Regions from separate parts of the Homo sapiens genome. Here region 2 is linked to region 1. The links are chromatin loops, found by intact Hi-C in ENCODE. Cell type or tissue: dorsolateral prefrontal cortex. All regions are shown on one strand. Each heading gives the region's core, and the rest is flanking DNA. Links, peaks and the distances in the headings are about the cores only.

Region 1 (4,386 bases), core at 204-4,203:
CTTCCAGCCAGGGGCAGTGGCTCATGCCTGTAATCCCAGCACTTTGGGAAGCTGAGGCAGGGGGATCGCTTGAGGTGAGGAGTTAGAGACCAGCCTGGCCAACATGGTGAAAGCCCATCTCTACTTAAAAATACAAAAATTAGCTGGGCATGGTGGCACGTGCCTGTAGTCCCAGCTACTTGAGAGGCTGAGGCACGAGAATTCCTTGAACCTGGGAAGCAGAGGCTGCAATGAACTGAGATGGCGCCACTGCACTCCAGCCTGGGCAACAGAACGAGACTCCGTCTCAAAAAAAAAAAAAAAAAGTTGCCTTCCAACCAAGAACAAAAGAAAAAAACAGATAAACTTCATTAAAATTAAAGCTTTTGTGCATCAAAGAACACTGTCAAGAATGCAGAAAGACAATCAACAAAAGGGAAGAAAACATTTGCAAATCATACATCTGATAAAGGTCTAATATCCAGAATATATAAAGAACTCCTACAACTCAACAGTAAAAATGCAAACAACCCAATTCGAAAAAGGGCAGAGGCAAGGCCGGGCGTGGTGTCTCATGCCTGTAATCCCAGCACTTTGGGAGGCCGAGGCAGGCGGATCATGAGGTGAGGAGATCGAGACCATCCTGGCTAACAGGGCGAAACCCTGTCTCTACTAAAAATACAAAAAAATTAGCCGGGCATGGTGGTGGACGCCTGTAGTCCCAGCTACTTGGGAGGCTGAGGCAGGAGAATGGCGTGAACCCGGGAGGTGGAGCTTGCAGAGAGCTGAGATAGCACTACTGCACTCCAGCCTGGGTGACAGAGCGAGACTCCGTCTCAAAAAAAAAAAGAAAAAGGGCAGAGGCCTTGAATAGACATTTCTCCAAAAAAATGACATATACGTGGCCAATAAGATACTCAACATCCTTAGTCACTGGGGGAATATAAACTAAAACCACAATAAGGCTGGGTGCGGTGGCTCATGCCTGTAATCCAAGCACTTTGGGAGGCTGAGGTGGGTGGATCACCTGAGGTCGAGAGTTTGAGACCAGCTGGACCAACACGGAGAAACCCTGTCTCTACTAAAAATACAAAATTAGCCAGGCGTGATCATGTGTGCTTGTAATCCCAGCTACTTGGGAGGCTGAGGCAGGAGAATCGCTTGAACCCAGGAGGTGGAGGTTGTGGTGAGCCGAGATCATGCCACTGCACTCCAGCCTGGGCAACAAGAGTGAAACTCTGTCTCAAAACAAACAAACAAAAAGACATAACAAAGTACCACCTCACACCTTCACACCCACTAGGATGGCTATAATTTTTTTAAAAATACAAAAAATAAATTTTGGAGAGGATGTGGAAAAACTGGAACTCTGTGCATTGCTGATGGGAGTATAAAAGGTTTAGCCACTGTGGAAATAGTTTGGTGGTTCCCTCCAAAAGTTAAACACAGAATTACCATATGACCCTGCAATTCCACTCTTAGATGTTTACCCAAAAGAAGCAAAAACAAGTACCTCCACACATATGTTCATACCAGCTCTATTCAATAGCCAGTCAAATGTCCTCTGATGGATGGACGGATAGATAAACAATTACACAATGGAATATTATCCACTGATAAAAAGGAATGAAGTTCTGATACCTGCTATAACATGGATGAACTTCAAAACATTATGCTAAGTAAAAGAAGTCAGACACAAAAGGCCACTTGTTTTATGATTTCATGTCTATGGAAGATCCAGAATAGATCAATCCATTGAGACAGAGCGCAGACTGGTGGTTGCCAGGGGTTGCAACGGAGGGAGGAATGGGGAGAAACTGCTTAATGAATAAAGGGTTTTACCCGGGAGGGATAGAAATGTTTGGGAATTGGATAGAGGTGGTGGTTATACAACATGTGAATGCAGTGAAGGATACTGAATTGTTCACTTTAAAATGATTAATTGTGAAGGAACAAATTTTAAAAAGGCTGTCTTTGTTAGCACTCCCGAACAAATGCAGTGTTAATCCACTGAGTACAACAACTGAGGCGTCAGCCTAAACCCAATCAGAGGTGATTTTGCTTCCCAGAGGACATCTGACAGTGGCTGGAGACATTTTTGATTGTCATAACAACAGGTGGGGAGCATACTACTGAGATCTAGCAGGTAGGGCCAGGGATGCTGCTGAACTTCCTGCAACGCACAGGACAGCCCCACCACAAAGAATGACCTAACAAGCCAGTAGTGCCAAGGTTAAAAAACCCTGGACTAGACGATCAGGGGCCGAGGGTGAGAGGGAAATAAGGGTCCCGAGGTATAAACCAACTAAAAGAGCTCCTTCTAGCACTCAGGAAAGAGGCCTGAGAGTAGAAAGGCAGGAAGACTGACTCTGCCTTTCTCTTTGAGAATAGCCCTGAAAATCAGCGCAACCTCGGACATCCACAGTTAAAGGCAGACTCTATTTTGGAAATAGCTGGGAAGGGCGGCTTTCTGTTCCTTCTCAAGCTGACAAAGTTGCTCTTCTTTCCTTGCTCAGTTGCTTTCCTTCTGCAGACTGCCTTTCCTGACAAGAACAGACTGAGACAGACTGCACAGTGGTCCTGCCCCTGGTGAATCAGAAGAATTCCTTTAAATACTCTCCTGCCAGCCCAATGCAAAAAGAGCAAAAAGTTTAGATCTCTCATTATTCTAGAATACAATGTGACACAGAATCTGGAGAAAGATGCCAGACAGGTTGTAGTCCAGAATCTTTTTGTATAAAGAAAAGATTTTTGTATTAGAAAACCTAACAAAACTTATACATGTTTTCCCTAGGGAAAAAAAAAATCACACATAAACAGGCACATAGAATTTGATGGGGTTAACGAAATCTAATGATTCCCAATCAAGGAAGAATCCCTTCCTTTGAATAGAAGGGTAGGGGGAGTCTTCTGATCCCTCTGAAAGCAATGAAGGTCAACTCCACACCAGCTCGCCAGTTACCCTCCTTAGAATGTCTTTCAAAGTCATCTGCCATTTGTCCGCTGGCTAGTTACATTGCTGCTGATGAAACAGGTTCTCACCACTCACAGAAATGGATGCATCTGCCTGTTTCCCTTTCAAAATCTGAATTCAGTCCCTAGTAATACAAGGCCTGACACCGATGGGACCAGCGAGCATTCCCACGTATATTTAATCCGTAACTTGCCTCTGTCTTTTTCTCAGAACCATCCAAACCTCTTTTCCAAATGAGCAATGAGGACTGCATTCTCTTCTCTACACAGGGCATAGATCTGCCAGCCCCAGATGACACATTTAACAGCATTCTCCTGTATTCCTTAAATAAGCTCACCGAAGCCGCAAAATAGTGTGCAAAGCTGTCATGAGGATTCCACTGCACAGCTCCAATGTCCCATTTGCTCTGGCGAGAGATCTTTCGGTGACCTTCGAAAGGGGCATCTAGATTGACGATGTATAAGAATCTGCGGCTAGAGACCAACATCAACATTATAATAGTATAAAAACACAACATCATTAGCATTAAGATAGAAAAGCACAATTGGAATTGCATACAATTTGCAAGCAGTGCTCCAAAAAACCCAAACACACATGGCATTTATTTACTCTGAAAGGCAAAGAAGTGACAAGTGTAATTCAAGGTGGCTGTCACACAAAGGGAAGAAGTGTCCCTGTGAGAGTCCCACCTCCAGAGATGGCCTTCCCTACCACATCCATCCATGAGAGTCTGGATTCACCTCCAACCTGCCCTTCTCCCAGCCTTTCCCAATCCCCCAGCTAGGGTTAATTACTGAATTAATTAATTCCACATTACTCCCATTGCATAGTTTGCATTTTGACCACAGCATTTATCTTGTAGCAGGACTAATAATTTAAGGCTCTTGTCCTGAATCAACTAAGTGTTCAGAGAATGAACTATGTCTTGAATATCTTTTTTTTTCTTTTTTTTTTTTTTTTTGAGACAGAGTCTCGCTCTGTCACCCAGGCTGGAGTACTGTGGTATGATCTCAGCTCACTGCAACCTCCGCTTCCCAAGTTCAAACGATTCTCCTACCTCAGCCTTCCGGGTAGCTGGGATTACAGGCACCCACCATCACGCCTAACTAATTTTTGCATTTTTTGTAGAGACGGAGTTTCACCATGTTGGCCAGGCTGATCTCGAACTGCTGACCTCGGGTGATCCACCTGCCTCAGCCTCCCAAAGTACTGGGATTACAGGCACAAGGAACCATGCCCGGCTGTCTTGAATATCTCTGTATGCTTCACATCGCCAGGCTCAGTGCTCTGCACTCAACAAATGTGAGTTAAATTAAACATATCACTTATTACTAAGCCAAAATCCTGTAGAAGCAGAAAATCTCAAAATTCCCCTTACTACTTCCTGGTCAAGAAAACTCAACTAAATCTATCAGGAGGGTTAACAATAACAA
Region 2 (4,386 bases), core at 66-4,065, 80 kb before region 1:
GCAATGGCATAATCTCAGCTCGCTGCAACCTCTGCTTCCCAAGTTCAAGCGATTCTCCTGTCTCAGCCTCCCCAGTACCTGGGATTACAGGCGCCCGCCACCATGCCCGGCTAATTTTTCTATTTTTAGTAGAGATGGGGTTTCACCATGTTGGCCAGGCTAGTCTCGAACTCCTGACCTCAGGTAATCCTCCCACCTCAGCCTCCCAAAGTGCTGGGATTACAGGCATGAGCCACCGTGCCCGGCCTATTTTTTAAATTTTTTGCAGAGATGGGATCTCCTTATGTTGCCCAGGCTGGTCTCGAACTCCTGAGCTCAGGTGATCCCCTCACTTTTGCCTTCTAAAGTGTGGGATTACAGGCATGAGCCATGGGGCCTGGCCAGGGAGACTTTTCTATCCATGCTGCACGGCAATCTTGTCCTCCTTTTGCTAGAAGAAATAAGACTCTTGGGGCTAGGAAGAACCTTAAATGTCAAATTCCATTTTCTCTTGTCAGATGACAAAAGTAAATCAGCATTTCCTTTAAAAATCGGAGCACTGACTTTGGTCCTATTCAAAATAGCTACCTTCAATTAGAATTAGGGTAAAAAATGATTCACCATAATGTTGTTTAACTTTCTCTCTTTTTTTTTTTTTTCAAATTACTAGAATTTTATTAGCCAAGGGATAGCAGCTGGAGGAGAAATAACAAAAAAATACATCTTAAGAATCCTTAAGTACAGTGCATATTTACAATTTAAGTGTCATATTTTAGAAGGCCACTGTCCATCAGCTCAGTAAATGTACCAGCTTCTAAAGCCATGATGCCATAGGTCCATTTGTTGATGAAATTCCTACCCACTGTCCTCGGGCATCTGACTCTGGTCTCTGCACTGGCATCAAGAGAACGCTGCTCGGTGGTTTAAGGCTAACACCTTACAGGGTAACACTGTAACACTGGCCCTGGAGCCAGGTGCTTTTCTCCATGAAAACTTCCACCTTGGTAGCTCAGCCGACATAGACAACACACAAAGCGCAGCTCTGCACTTCTGTCCTTATCTTCACACAGTGACATCCACACCAGGTGGCCAAACAGAAGAGAAGGCAGAGGCCCACCAAGAGCTGATGCTGCGCAGTCCTTGGGGGATCATCCTCCGGTCTCACTGGGGACGAACCCAGGTTCTGGAGCCTCTCCCCTGACAGACAGCTTGTCACCGGCACTTATGGGTCCTCTGGGATTTCAGACAATACCCAACTTCTGTAGGTTCAGAAAGTGCTTTCAAGCAGGCAGTGGCACCCACACCCGGTGGGACACACCTCCTGGGTCCGAAACCACTCCATCATGTGGCTGGTGTGGCCACCGTGCCCACAGGTCAGGCAGAAATTGGACGATCCCCGCACAGCCACGTGACAGATGGCACACTGGAACGTGAAGCCTTTGCAGATGGCACACTGCGTGCCACGGACCTCACTCCGGCAGTGGCTGCAGTACACGCCGAACTCTGGAAATGGGCAGGGACGGGCAAAACAAGAGGCAGCATGAGTTTAGTTCTGAAAAAGGAAACTGGGGCTTGCCAGGAAGAAGGAAGTCTTCCTCTCAAGACTCTAGCAGATTCTCTTAGACCAGTGGTTTTCATTTTCTGTTTTTTTTATTTTTATTTTTTCTTTTTGAGACAGAGTTTCACTCTTGTCACCCAGGCTCGAGTGCAATGGTGCAATCTTGGCTCACTGCAACCTTCACAGCCCGGATTCAAGTGTCCTGCCTCAGCCTCCCGAGTAGCTGGAATTACAGGCACCTGCCACCACGCCCAGCTAAGTTTGTATTTTTAGTAGAGACGGGGTTTCGCCATGTTGGCCAGGCTGGTCTCGAACTCCTGACCTCAGGTGATCCACCTGCCTTGGCCTCCCAAAGTGCTGGGATTATAGGCGTGAGCCACTGTGCCCAGCCTGTTTTTTTTTGTTTTTTTTACACCAGAACTCCTTCTTCTGAGCCACTGCACCCAGCTGCTGAGTACTGTATTTTCTCAGGGGCTCCGCATGGAAACCCAGTGCCCTACAGCAGGGGGCAGCTGCGTCTGATGCCTCTTCCCACCCCGACGGCTGGCAGGGCCTGGCACGCAGGAGGTGTTGAACAGGTATCAGCTGAAAGAACTGAATGACTCAGCAGTAACACTTCAGCAGAGGGCAGACTGGCTTTACCAACGCCTGCTACTGCCCACTCGCCACTGGCCCAAGTCAGGACACCGGGATGCCGCTCCACCGCCGGGCGGGGACTGGTTCCACTGGGCTACCCTGAGTAAAACCTGCTCTATCTACTCTGCTGGCAATAGTCCCCTCATCACCTGACCCTCCTGCCTCTGCTGGCTTTTGGATGAAAGGCCATTTCTTGCTTAAGTCCTCTGACTGCAGGGGCAGTGGGTGGGGACTGTGTCCCATCGCTGCCTCCAGACTGACCTTTCTGCTGGAGGCCAATGTCATCCAGCTTCACCAGCCTTTCCCCCTTTTCTCTGTGTCATCTGAGGACATTCTGGAGACACACCCCCACTCACTGAAGACTTGTTCTTGGCTCTCAATTTTCTCTCTACCCCAGTTCTTAGATGATCCTGGAGGTCTCCCAAACCTACACCACTAACCCAGTGCCCACCCGGCCATTCAGGTCTTTGCCCTCATCCCTAACCCATCACCACTAACCCTTCAGTCCACCTGCCCCTTTCTAGCTGCAATTTGCCCTTTGGCCAACCTGAATTACATGGACTCACTTTATAATCACTTATTTTGCAAATGCCTTCAATTCCTTTGCCCATCTCCTGCACCACCTGGCAAAACCTCTACCCTGGATGACCCATATCACCTGCCCACTCCATGCCTGCCCACAAGAGGCTGAGCAATCCTGGAGAAAGGCCCATGTTCAAGAAATGCATCTCACTTCATACACGCGATCACCAACGGACACAACACCTAGCCCTGCGCGGAGCCTGTGTTTCCCTTCTGTCCCCGAGATGGTGACTTCGGGCCTCCACCACGTTCTGCAAACTCTTCCCTCATGCCTTTTCTCCCGGCTCCTGCACCTGCCAGCCTCGTCTCTCACTTCCCTTCGTCGTTACACCACGCATCTTCCAATCTCCCACCTCTCCTTCCCTCTTACAACAGAGGGAGGGTCCTTTCTTCTAGCAGAACTGGCTGCTCTGTTGAATGACAACTGGTGGTCAGAAAAAAAAGGCCAATAAAAACTCCTCTGATATGTGGTACCTAAGGGCATATTTTATGATAGTTCCAATTAAGGCAAATCTTGAGACAAATCAGACTGGTTTGAAAATTTTGGTTTAAAAATAGCTATGTCTTCTCCCTCTAAGCATAATTTTTTATATTATGTACAAACTTTGGTTATGTTCTCATGAAAAGCCTAATTAGTTGAAAACTCTCAAATTTTCATTACTGGTTTTATTGGCCAACATTATGAGAATGTAAATATTGTGTGTTCAGGTAAATTTAATTCTAATGTTTAAAAGGGTTTGTTCCTTGGTACTTGAGATAACTGTAAACTTAATTATTCTCCATATCTATCTGGGTAAAATTATTAAAATGTCATCTCACAGTATCATTAATAATTGTGTTTCTCTACAGTGAATCGGATTAAATATAGTTTTCAAGATCCTTATTAACTTTAAGACCCTGAACTAATATTTCATTTCGTTAATTAGCGAATGATCTTTGGGGGGATCTGGACAATTTCTAAGGAGATCTAAATTCACAAAGACAGAAAACATAAAAGCCCCAGGACGCTCTCCCTTGCCTCTGCCCTGTATATACACAATGGAATGGCTCAGCGTATGAACCGATTGAGAAGGATAGGCAGATGCCCGTGGGCCTTGCTGGTGCGTGCTTCCTCTCACCACTTCAGGGCATACAAAGGGATGTGGAATGTGTTCCCAAAAACAGAGCTGGCAAGGTGTCTCACACCTGGCTGCCTTTGGAATATCCCTGACAATCCACTAATCGTGCCGGTCGCTAATGGTTCCAGGTTTTCTCTGGGTCTCTGAGGGAAGAAGAATGACTCTGGGAGGCTGGGGCTACACTAGATACAAATTGCAAAGCAGATACCACTTGCAAGTATGAGATATGAATCTGTATTCAAGATAATTGATGTGTTCTATTAGTTCATCAAGGGAAATGTTCCAGTTTTATTAAAACGATCAATCAACGCGGTGAGGGTATTGTCTTACTGAATGTGCTGATAAGTCAGTATATTTTAAAGTTAAAAGATTTAAATTTGCTGGTTTTGTGTATATCTCAAAACACACACACACACACAAACACACAAAGGTATCTTAACATTTTTAAACAAAATTAAACGATATACACTTTAAGAGGAAAAAAACAACAATTCCAAAGAAAACTGTTCAGTG

The links. Hi-C counts contacts between places; a loop is a spot of excess contacts. Peaks named below come from ENCODE experiments on the same cell type or tissue, not always from the same donor. Only the 100,000 strongest peaks of a DNase experiment are listed, where the experiment ranks them.
Region 2: a loop joins it to region 1, with 2.0 times the contacts of the local background. A loop is called at or near these places in 1 of 110 quality-filtered maps.

What each region holds. Positions count from the first base shown.
Region 1 is chr16:74,953,185-74,957,570 of GRCh38, forward strand. WDR59 (WD repeat domain 59) reads right to left here. Exons shown (of 26, transcript NM_030581.4): 3 at 3,291-3,426. Among named protein-coding and RNA genes, the nearest start is that of WDR59, 30 kb to the right of the region's middle. In dorsolateral prefrontal cortex, for the core only: a CTCF peak has its summit at 1,706; a DNase peak (open chromatin) is centred at 1,767; H3K27ac peaks cover 2,126 bases.
Region 2 is chr16:74,872,963-74,877,348 of GRCh38, forward strand. It overlaps WDR59 (WD repeat domain 59), which reads right to left. Exons shown (of 26, transcript NM_030581.4): 26 at 1-1,482. The coding sequence ends at 1,247. Among named protein-coding and RNA genes, the nearest start is that of FA2H, 100 kb to the left of the region's middle. RefSeq lists enhancers at 1,263-1,988, 2,717-3,442. In dorsolateral prefrontal cortex, for the core only: no CTCF peak of the experiment used is centred there; no DNase peak of the experiment used is centred there.